Regions from separate parts of the Homo sapiens genome. Here region 2 is linked to region 1. Evidence: chromatin loops called from intact Hi-C (ENCODE). Cell type or tissue: IMR-90. All regions are shown on one strand. Links, peaks and the distances in the headings refer to the core of each region. The heading gives the core; the rest is flanking DNA.

Evidence for each region. Peaks named below come from ENCODE experiments on the same cell type or tissue, not always from the same donor. Only the 100,000 strongest peaks of a DNase experiment are listed, where the experiment ranks them.
Region 2: a loop joins it to region 1, with 2.7 times the contacts of the local background. A loop is called at or near these places in 1 of 110 quality-filtered maps.

The regions. Positions count from the first base shown.
Region 1 is chr14:35,012,359-35,018,676 of GRCh38, forward strand. SRP54 (signal recognition particle 54) reads left to right here. Exons shown (of 16, transcript NM_003136.4): 9 at 988-1,136; 10 at 1,444-1,544; 11 at 2,386-2,472. Among named protein-coding and RNA genes, the nearest start is that of FAM177A1, 31 kb to the right of the region's middle. In IMR-90, for the core only: no CTCF peak of the experiment used is centred there; no DNase peak of the experiment used is centred there.
Region 2 is chr14:34,592,333-34,596,332 of GRCh38, forward strand. It overlaps SNX6 (sorting nexin 6), which reads right to left. Exons shown (of 14, transcript NM_152233.4): 8 at 713-818. Among named protein-coding and RNA genes, the nearest start is that of SNX6, 36 kb to the right of the region's middle. In IMR-90, for the core only: no CTCF peak of the experiment used is centred there; a DNase peak (open chromatin) is centred at 1,889; H3K27ac peaks cover 250 bases.

The DNA of each region.
Region 1 (6,318 bases), core at 478-4,477:
GGAAACAATTTGGGGGAGGAGAAGCAGTTTATAGATATCTGCAGCATATATTATTAGGAACCCACGTCTTGACATTGGAGTGTTAGCAGTAATTCTTTGGTTTGTGGTTAATGCTAATAAGTTTCTTTTCAGTTATGTTGTTATTTTGACCAAGTTGAGCAGATCTAAGGGAAGTAGCCTCAAGTATATTTTATCCGTTTTCAGTATACACTCTTCTACTTTGATTTGCCTTTGTACTTTTTTTGCCTAGATTGCCATTCTTTCAAATCTTTGCATATAACCTTTTCCTCTTTATTCAGGCCTCAGCTCAAACATTAGGTCCAGAGAGGCCTTCCCTGACTACCTTACTAGAAAATGCCTCCCATACTTCAAAACTGATACTCTGTATCCCATTTTCGTTGTTATACATCTGAAATGTTTATCTATTTATTATATATGTCCTCTGACTAGAATGCAAGTTTCTTAGGACAAATATTTTCTCATTTACCTTTTTGTTCTCATGACCTAGATGGTACCTGATAATACATAGTACTTCAACAAATATTTATGGATTGAATAATTATTTATAGTGTAAATGTTGTAGTTTTTTTTTTTTTTTTTTTGAGATGGAGTTTCACTCTTGTCGCCCAGGCTGGAGTGCAGTGGCATGATCTCAGCTGACTGCAACCTCTGCCTCCCGGGTTCAAGTGATTCTCCTGCCTGAGCCTCTCAAGTAGCTGGGATTACAGGCACTCGCCACCATGCCTGGCTAATTTTTGTATGCTAATTTTTGTATTTTTAGTAGAGACGGGGTTTTCACCATGTTGGCCAGGCTGGTCTTGAACTATCTCAGGTGATCCACCTGGCTCGGCCTCCCAAAGTGCTGGGATTACAGGCATGAGCCACTGCACCTGGCTCTAAATATTGTTTTATAGCTTCTAATGATGACATTTGCTTAGGATCAATAAAAATCTTTTCTAAAGTATCTTTTCTATTTAAACTTTCTAGCAACCTGATAACATTGTTTATGTGATGGATGCCTCCATTGGGCAGGCTTGTGAAGCCCAGGCTAAGGCTTTTAAAGATAAAGTAGATGTAGCCTCAGTAATAGTGACAAAACTTGATGGCCATGCAAAAGGAGGTGGTGCACTCAGTGCGTAAGTATCATTGATACTGTTGTCCTCTGTCTTGGGATTATATGGGGAAGGATATGTGTTTATAGCTTTCATATTGATCATTTAAAATATGTTTCAATAGTGAGCCTAATATGGTTTATAAAGAAAGTTTAAATAGAAACAATTTTGGAGCCTGTCTGATATAGGTCTATTATAACTTGTGAAATGAAACTTGAGTTTTGTACCTTTGTCTAATTAGCTTTGGAGGCGGATTCACTTCGAATTTCAGATCTGCTGGAAATTTGTGGGGTTCTTTTGAGGTTATTTTATATTTTCTTTTTTTTTCCAGAGTCGCTGCCACAAAAAGTCCGATTATTTTCATTGGTACAGGGGAACATATAGATGACTTTGAACCTTTCAAAACACAGCCTTTTATTAGCAAACTTCTTGGTATGTACAGTGGTGGGGATATAGAAAAATCTCCAAGAAATACGATGTATCTTTAGGACAAAATAGGATTTTAATTCTGTCCTCACTAATTTAAGCACATCATTTCTTTCTGTGACTTAGTTTCCTTACCTGTAAAATAGAGATAATGGTTATCTGCCCTCTGTGGTGAAAGTGGTAAAATGAGGTATCTAGTAGAAAGTTCTTTGGAAAAGTTTTAGAGCACAGTACAAAAACAAGTGGTTTTAATAATAGTGGATGTAAGGGCAGTAATACTTTGGCAATGTCTCAAGGTGGTATAGTTAGAGAGCATGGAATTTGGAGTTAAACCCTGGGCTGCAGTCCTTGCTTTGCCACTTGTTTGTTGCCACTTAACTTTTTTTTTTTTTTTTTTTGAGACGGAGTTTCGCTCTTGTCACCCAGGCTGGAGTGCAATGGCGGGATCTCAGTTCACTGCACCTTCAGCCTCCCGGGTTCAAGCGATTTTCCTGCCTTAGCCTCCCAGGTAGCTGGGATTACAGGCGTGCACCACCAGGTCCAGCTAATTTTTTTTTATTTTTAGTAGAGACGGGGTTTCACCATGTTGGCCAGGCTAGTCTCAAACTCCTGACCTCAGGTGATCCACCCACCTTGGCCTCCCAAAGTGCTGGGATTACAGGCATGAGCCACCGCTCCTGGCCATGCCACTTAACTTTCTTAGCTTTGGTTTTCTCATTTGTGTAGTGTAGTAAGAATACCTAACCTATTATAACCTCACAAGGTTATTATGTATGTGAATGTGTTTTGTATAATGTGAAGCAGGGTATAGTATTAGTTGTTAATTTTTCTTTTTTGTATCTTATAGGTATGGGCGACATTGAAGGACTGATAGATAAAGTCAACGAGTTGAAGTTGGATGACAATGAAGCACTTATAGAGAAGTTGAAACATGGTATATGAGTGACAAAAAAGCACTTCATCTCAGATTTCTTCCATTGATTTTTTTTATAAAGTTACTATTAAGTTATTTGAAATGTAATATCTGTTAGAGTCAGATCTTCCACTGCTTATTATTTTAGATGATTTATATGCAAATCATTTAAAATCTCAGGTACCTGAGCAGTTACAGAATTCAGTGTTTTTATTTTCTTTATTGTAATAAAATTAAGATTAAAATAAGGCTTTCACTAGGTTCCTTGAAGTTTTTCTGTTTTTTAAGACAGAGTCTCACTCTGTTACCCAGGCTGGAGTGCAGTGGTGCAATCTTGGCTCACCGCAAACTCCACCTCCTGGGTTCAAGTGATTCTCCTGCCTCAGCCTCCTGAGTAGCTGGGATTACGGGCACGTACCACCAGGCCCGGCTAATTTTTGTATTTTTAGTAGAGATGGGTTTTGCCATGTTGGCCAGGCTGGTCTTGAACTGCTGACCTCAGGTGATCCACCCACCTCAGCCTCCCAAAGTGCTGAGATTACAGGTGTGAACCACTGTGCTTGGCCGGTTCCTTGAAGTTAAACAGGTTAAAAGTAAGTTAGAACACAAGGATGAAATTAAATATACCACATTTTCTTTACCCCACATGAAAGACCACTCCTGTAGAGAAGGATATTATTCTGATTAGGAGCTCAGGTTCTTAAATATAACATACCTGTTTTTGTATCTCTGATCTATTTTTTAGCTTTATAACTTTTTAAATTACTTAGCCTCAATTTTGTCATCTATAAAACGTACATAATACTAACTACTTCATATGGTTGTGAAGATTGCATTCGCTGATGCATGTACAATGTCTGGCACATCATAAACACTCAATGTATATTATTCTCAACCATTCCAGTTGTTCTAAAAATAATCTTTAATTACCGTAGCAACTATTCTGCCTCTTTGCTTCTTCTCACTCATCTTACCAGATAATTGTGCCTTTACTTTTCTCTTAAATGCTGGTGTTTCTCAGGGATCATTCGAAGTTATCTTTCTCAGGAGCTTCAGACTCATGTATCTGTGTTTACTAGACCATTCTTGGATGTTTCATAGACATCTCAAATTCAGCATATCCTTATTCCCATCCCAACCTCTCACCTCGTTGTCTTATCAATGAATATTAATATCATTTATATTGTTGCCAGAGTCAGAAACTTGGGTGTCATTATTATTTCTTCCTCACTCTGCCCACTCCTTTCTCCATCAGTTAACTAGTCCAAGTGTTTCCACCTCCTAAATATCTCCATTCCATCCCCTTCTCTGTAGCTGCCCTTCAACTATGCTAGTTCATCTCTTTCCTAGATCTTCTTATTGTAAGTCTTTCAACAGATCTTCCATCTTCCTGTACTCTTCCCCTTTGATGTATTTTTTCATACTACAGCCCAGAATAATCTTTCAAAACTGCAAATCTGATCCCATTACTGCTTTTCTTAAAATTCTTTAGTGGCTTTCTCTTGCCCTTTTAAAGTTTTTAACTGATTTTACTGTCTAGCTCACATCTTCCATGTTGTGTTTTAGCATTGTTGTTCTTAGTATTCTGTGTGCCAGCTATGCTGGACTTCTTTTAGTTTCTCAAATGTACATTCCTGTCTCTCACATCTGGGCTGTTGCCTTTGCCAGTCCCTCTATCTCTCTTCTTACCTCTGCCATCATCTCCTCTGGCCAAGATGGCTAACTGCTACTTGCACTTCAGATTTCTCCTTAAATGTCCTTCTTCAGGGACATTTCACCTGAACCCTAGACTGAGTTGGAACCTTCTGACAGATGTTTCTATCACTTCCTACAATTAATTTTTATATTATTCAGCACAATTATTTGATGTCTGTTTTTCCTGCTTGAAGGTGAAGGTAGAGGTCATAGCTGGGTTACTCATTTTTTATGTTCACAGTACCTAGCACAGTGTCTGGCACATAGTAGGCCTTCAGCAACTATTGAATGAATGAATTTATCCTTTGTTGCCTGTCTCTTTGCCCCTTTTTTTTCTTTTCTTTTTTTTTTTTTTTCTTCTTTTTTTGAGACAGAGTTTCACTCTTGTTGCCCAGGCTGGAGTGCATTGGCACAATCTCAGCTCAGTGCAACCTCCGCCTCCCAGTTTGAAGCAGTTCTCCTGCCTCAGCCTCCCCATTAGCTGGGACTACAGGCATGCACTGCCACGCCCGGCTAATTTTTGCATTTTTAGTAGAAATGGGGTTTCACCATGGTGGCCAGGCTGATCTCGAACTCCTGGCCTCAGGTGATCTGCCTGCCTCGGCCTCCCAAAGTGCTGAGATTACAGGCATGAGCCACCTTGCCTGGCCGCTCCTTCCTTTTTCTATCTTGGATAATCCTACCACTGTTTCTGCTACCACTATGAAGCTGGGTGTATATTCCTACTCTGTTTCCTTTCTGACTCCTGACTCTCCTTAAGTCTCTACATTTTTGTTTCTATTTCTAATATTCTACTCATTCTGAGATCTCCAAGGGTCTCCTAATTTCCACATGTAGTGACCTTTCTTGTTTTCCTTGGTTCCTAATATTTAAGTGTTTTCTGCCTTTTCTGTTTTCAGACTCTAAGTTCTATGTCTGTGGATTTCTTATATTATTCTAGCTTTAATTATCACTTCTGTATAAATGGCCAAATATGTATTTCAACCTTAATCCTCTCTTCCACTGTTTAATTCTGCGTTTCTAGTTGACTGCTATAACATTTCTTTTAAGATACTGTACTGCCACTTCACATTCAGAATGCCTGAACCAAATACCTTTTCTCTTTTTATCTTTAGGACATAAATAGAAAATACTTTCTCTTTTGGCTTGTTCCATCCCTGTTTTTAAACCTTAGGTTAGTATACATACAATGAAATGCTCAAATCCTAAGGATACCTTTCTTTTTTTGACAAATGCACAGTAACCCACACCCAATCAAGAAACAGAACATTTCCATTACTCTAAAAGGTTTGCTTGTGCCCTTTCCCGGTAATACTTCATATTATAGAAGTCCTGGGCTGTGCATGGTGGCTCACACTGTAATCCTAGTGCTTTAGGAGGCCAAGGTGGGAGGATCATTTGAGGTCAGGAGTTTGAGACCAGCCTGGGCAATGTAGTGAGACCCATATCTCTTAGAAAAATCCAGTGGCATGCATCCATAGTCATAACTACTCTGGAGACTGAGGCAGGCGGTCACTTGAGCTCAAGAGTTTGAGGCTACCAGTGTGTGATGACTGTACCACTTCAATCCAGTCTCAGTGATAGAGCACAACCCTCTTAAAAAAATAAAGAAATTCTGAGTATATCGTTTTTCTTCCAATCTGTTTTCTTTGACTAAGCATATTTTGATATTAATTCATGTAGTTGTACTTATCTATAGTTTGTTCTTTTTATTGCTGAATAATATTTTTTCCACAGTGTATCCATTTTCCTGTTCATAGATACCTAAGCTATTTAAGAAACTCCAAACAATCTTCTAAAGTGTCTTGCTATTCTATATTCTCACCAATATATGGGAGTTCTTTGTGGTCCACATCCACTTTAACTTTTGATATTGTCAACCTTTAAAATTTTACTCATCCTAGTAGGTGTAGTTTATGTGCCTTGTTTTCAGGTTTCTTGTGTGTTTGTATATGTGTCTTCTCAGATAGAATGTAAGCTTCTCTATGATAGGACCTGTCTTTGTCTATGTATTCTCCCCAGCATTCATCCTGTCATCTTGCACATGGTAACTGCTTGGTGAATATTTATTGATGTATATTTTATAAATATGCTTCAAGATGAATTCATGATTAAGGAATAAATTAGTTTTGTTGAATGGAAATGTACATACTTTAATATATCCGAATTATT
Region 2 (4,000 bases), core at 1-4,000, 420 kb before region 1:
GAGCTGAGATTGCACCGCTGCACTCCAGCCTGGGCGATAGAGACTCTGTCTCAAAGAAAAAAAAAAGAGCAAGTGCATGGCCGGAAAGAATATAGAGACTACTCGTCCAGTTTGTTGCCACTGACTTGATTTGTATGTAATTACGCAGCAGCAACTTTATCCATCATCGGTGTAAATGTCAACATGGTGAAAAAGGCAAAAACTATCACAGTATCATTATAAAAATAGTTGTTGTTTTGTTGCTGTCTAGACAGTCTCACTCTGTCACCCAGACTGAAGTATGGTGGTACGATCCATCACAGCTCACTGCAGCCTCAACCTCCCAGGCCCAAGGCATCCTCCCACCTTAGCTTTCCTAGTAGCTGGGACCACAGCCATGCGGCACCACGTCTGGCTAATTTTATTTTTTATATCAGGCTGGTGCAATACAAACAGGATCTTACTCTGTTGCTCAGGCTGGTCTTGAATTCCTGGGCTCAAGTGATATTCCCGCTTCAGCCTCCAAAAGTGTCGTGATCACAGGCGTGAGCCACTGTGCCCAGCTGAAAATAGTTTTGACCTCACAGGCTCACTATAAAAGGGCCATGGAGCCTAGGCTCCAACAGACCAGTTTGAGAACTACTGCTCTATATTAAGACTTTTTCAAACTATAATATGAACTTTATAATTATTCCATTAAAAGATATAAGCTTTAGCCACAGAAAAATCTTACTTTTGTGGGATCTTGTCATTCTATCAGATTTAGCAGATGCATCCTTAACTCGGTTATGATACTCCAAAAGAAATGTTCGTTCGTGCTCAAAGAAATCATCTACATCCTATAAGATCAAAAGAAAATATAAACTTTTTTCACTTATTTGCTTTAGTTTTATATGTAAATAACTATCATTATAAATATAAAAGATCATCAGTAAAATAGCATACCTATCCTCAGTCAGATGTTATTATACTAATTTCACCAACAAGACTTTAATAGACATGCATTTCTATCTATCAAGTAAGAAATCTTCTATGACTTTGCAACTGAAGGCTTAGTGCTCCCCATATAGGTCCAAGTTCACGTGCTGTACTCTTTTTTTTTTTTTGAGATGGAGTCTCACTCTGTCACCTAGGCTGGAGTGCAGTGGCGTGATCTTGGTTCACTGCAACCTCTGCCTCCCGGGTTCAAGCGATTCTCCTGCCTCAGCGTCCCAATAGCTGGGACTACAGGTGCACACCACCACACCCAGCTAATTTCTTTTCTTTTTTTTTTTTTTTTTAGGCAAAGTCTCGCTCTGTCACCAGGCTGGAGTGCAGTGGCGCGATCTTGGCTCACTGCAACCTCAGCCTCCTGGGTTCAAGTGATTCTCCTGCCTCAGCCTCCTGAGTAGCTGAGACTACAGGCAAGCGCCACCACGCCCAGCTAATTTTTTTTTTTTTGTATTTTTAGTAGAGACAGGGTTTCACCACATTGGTCATGCTGGTCTCGAACTCCTCACCTCATGATCCGCCCACCTCGGCCTCCCAAAGTGCTGGAATTACAGATGTGACCCACCACGCCCAGCCTAATTTTTGTATTTTTTTAGTAGAGACAGGGTTTCGCCATGTTGGCCAGGCTGGTCTCAAGTTTCTGACCTCAAGTGATCCGCGCGCCTCGGCCTCCCAACGTGCTAAAGTGCTGGGATTACAGGCATGAGCCACCGCACTTGGCCTCACATATTGTACTCTGAAACATGTTCTTATTTGTGATCTGCCTCTACAATTTTGCTCTTCAATAAACATATTATTGCCAGCAGAAGTGATCAATTCCTTTTAAGGAAAAAGAAAACAGTTCTGGTGGACAGAAGTGAAAATCTATTTTTCTTGGCCTGTTATACATTCTACTGGCCATTCCTGAAGGCTGCCTAGCCTTAGTCATTAAGGCCCTTTCTGACTGCACTGAGGAACCTGACCAAACTATCTGAGAGCAACAATGTGATTAACCACTGTCTTCAACCTTTTTTTTTTTTTTGAAACAAAGCTAGATATACATTAAAAATAAAAATTATTATTATTATCTTCAGACAGAGTCTTGCTTTGTAATCCAGGCTGGACTGCAGTGGTGCAAACATGGCTCACTGCAGCCTCAACCTCCCTGGCTCAAGCAATCCTCCTGATTCAGCATCCCAAGTAGCTGGGACTACAGGCGCATGCCACAACGCCAAGCTAATTTTTGTATTTTTTATAGAGACAGGGTTTTGTCATGTTGTCATGTTGCCCAGGCTGGTCTTAAACTCCTGAGTTCAAGTGACCCACCTGCCTCAGCCTCCCAAAGTGTTAGGATTACAGGAGTGAGCCACTGCACCTGGCACAAAAATAAAATTAATAGTATTTTACCCCCTTCTACATTACCAATCATTAAATGAAAAAGCATCTGCTGACAGGATATAATTGGAGACCCATATCAACAGAACACAAGCAGCAAGAGTCAGTACTGACAAAATGTGACTGAAATCTGTAATTCAGCTGGATACAGTGGCTCACACCTGTAATCCCAGCACTTTGGGGAGGCCGAGGTGGGCAGATCACTTGAGCCCAGGAGTTCAGCCTGGGCAACATGGCAAAACTCTGTCTCTACAAAAAATACAAAAATTAGCTGGGTGTGATGGCACGTACCTATAGTTCCAGCTACTTGGGAGGTTGAAGTGGGAGGATCGCCTGAGCCTGGGAGGCAGAGGTTGCAGTGAGCCGAGATTGGGGCACTGCACAGCAGCCTAAGGCAACAGAGCAAGACCCTGTCTCAAAATGCAAAATAAAATAAAAAATAAATATTAAAATAAAATTCATAATTCATAATATGTAACAGTTCCCTCTCTCTCTTTCGCCCAAGCTGGAGTGCAATGGCACAATCTTGGCTCACTGCAACCTCTGCCTCCGGGGTTCAGGCAATTCTCCTGCCTCAAAAGCCTCCCGAGTAGCTGGGATTACAGCCACGTGCCACCATGCCTGGCTAATTTTGTATTTTTAGTAGAGACAGGGTTTCTCCATGTTGGTCAGGCTGGTCTCAAACTCTTGACCTCAGGTGATCTGCCTGCCTTGGCCTCCCAAAGTGCTAGGATTATAGGCGTGAGCCACTGTGCCCGGCCACAGTTTTCTTAATTGTAAAAATATGGATAAAACTAACTGGCAGGGTTATTAAGATCACACAAGAAAATGTGGGCTACCAATCAACACATTATAAGTGTTCAAAAATGTTATTATTCTATTAATAAAATTATCAAAATTATAATCAACATAGTGGTTTACATTTAATGGCTAAGAAAAATGGTTGATATTAATGCATAAGCAGCATCAAATGGAAGTAAGCTGAGTGCTTCTTGGAAAGCAGCCACAGCACATGCACTGTCAAGTATCCACTGACCTGTCTCTGAAAAATCAGAGTATAAATCAAATAGTACTCTACACACCGATTTTATTATGGATGTGTCTATAAAAACAGGCAATGATGACAAAGCAGCATTCTTTTTTTTCCTAGTATTTGCTTGATAATATAAACATTTTTCTCATATTTTAATGGTAAGAATCTTCAGATAAATCAACTCTTATACCATTTTTAGAACATCATTAAGAAAAGTATAGGTGTTTTCGGCCGGGCGCGGTGGCTCACGCCTGTAATCCCAGCACTTTGGGAGGCCAAGGTGGGCGGATCACGAGGTCAGGAGATGGAGACCATCTTGGCTAACATGGTGAAACCCCATCTGTACTAAAAATACAAAAAAATTAGCTGGGCGTGATGGCGGGCACCTGTAGTCCCAGCTACTCCGGAGGCTGAGGCAGAATGGTGTGAACCCAGGAGGCGGAGTTTGCAGTAGCCCAAGATCGCGCCACCGCACTCCAGCCTGGGCGAAAGAGTGAGATTCTGTCTCCAAAAAAAAAAAAGAAAAAAGAAAAATATAGGTGTTTTCCACACATATTATCTCATTCAATCTTTTTAATAAGTAAGTAAGGTGGGTGGTATTATTAACCCTATTTTGAAAATGGA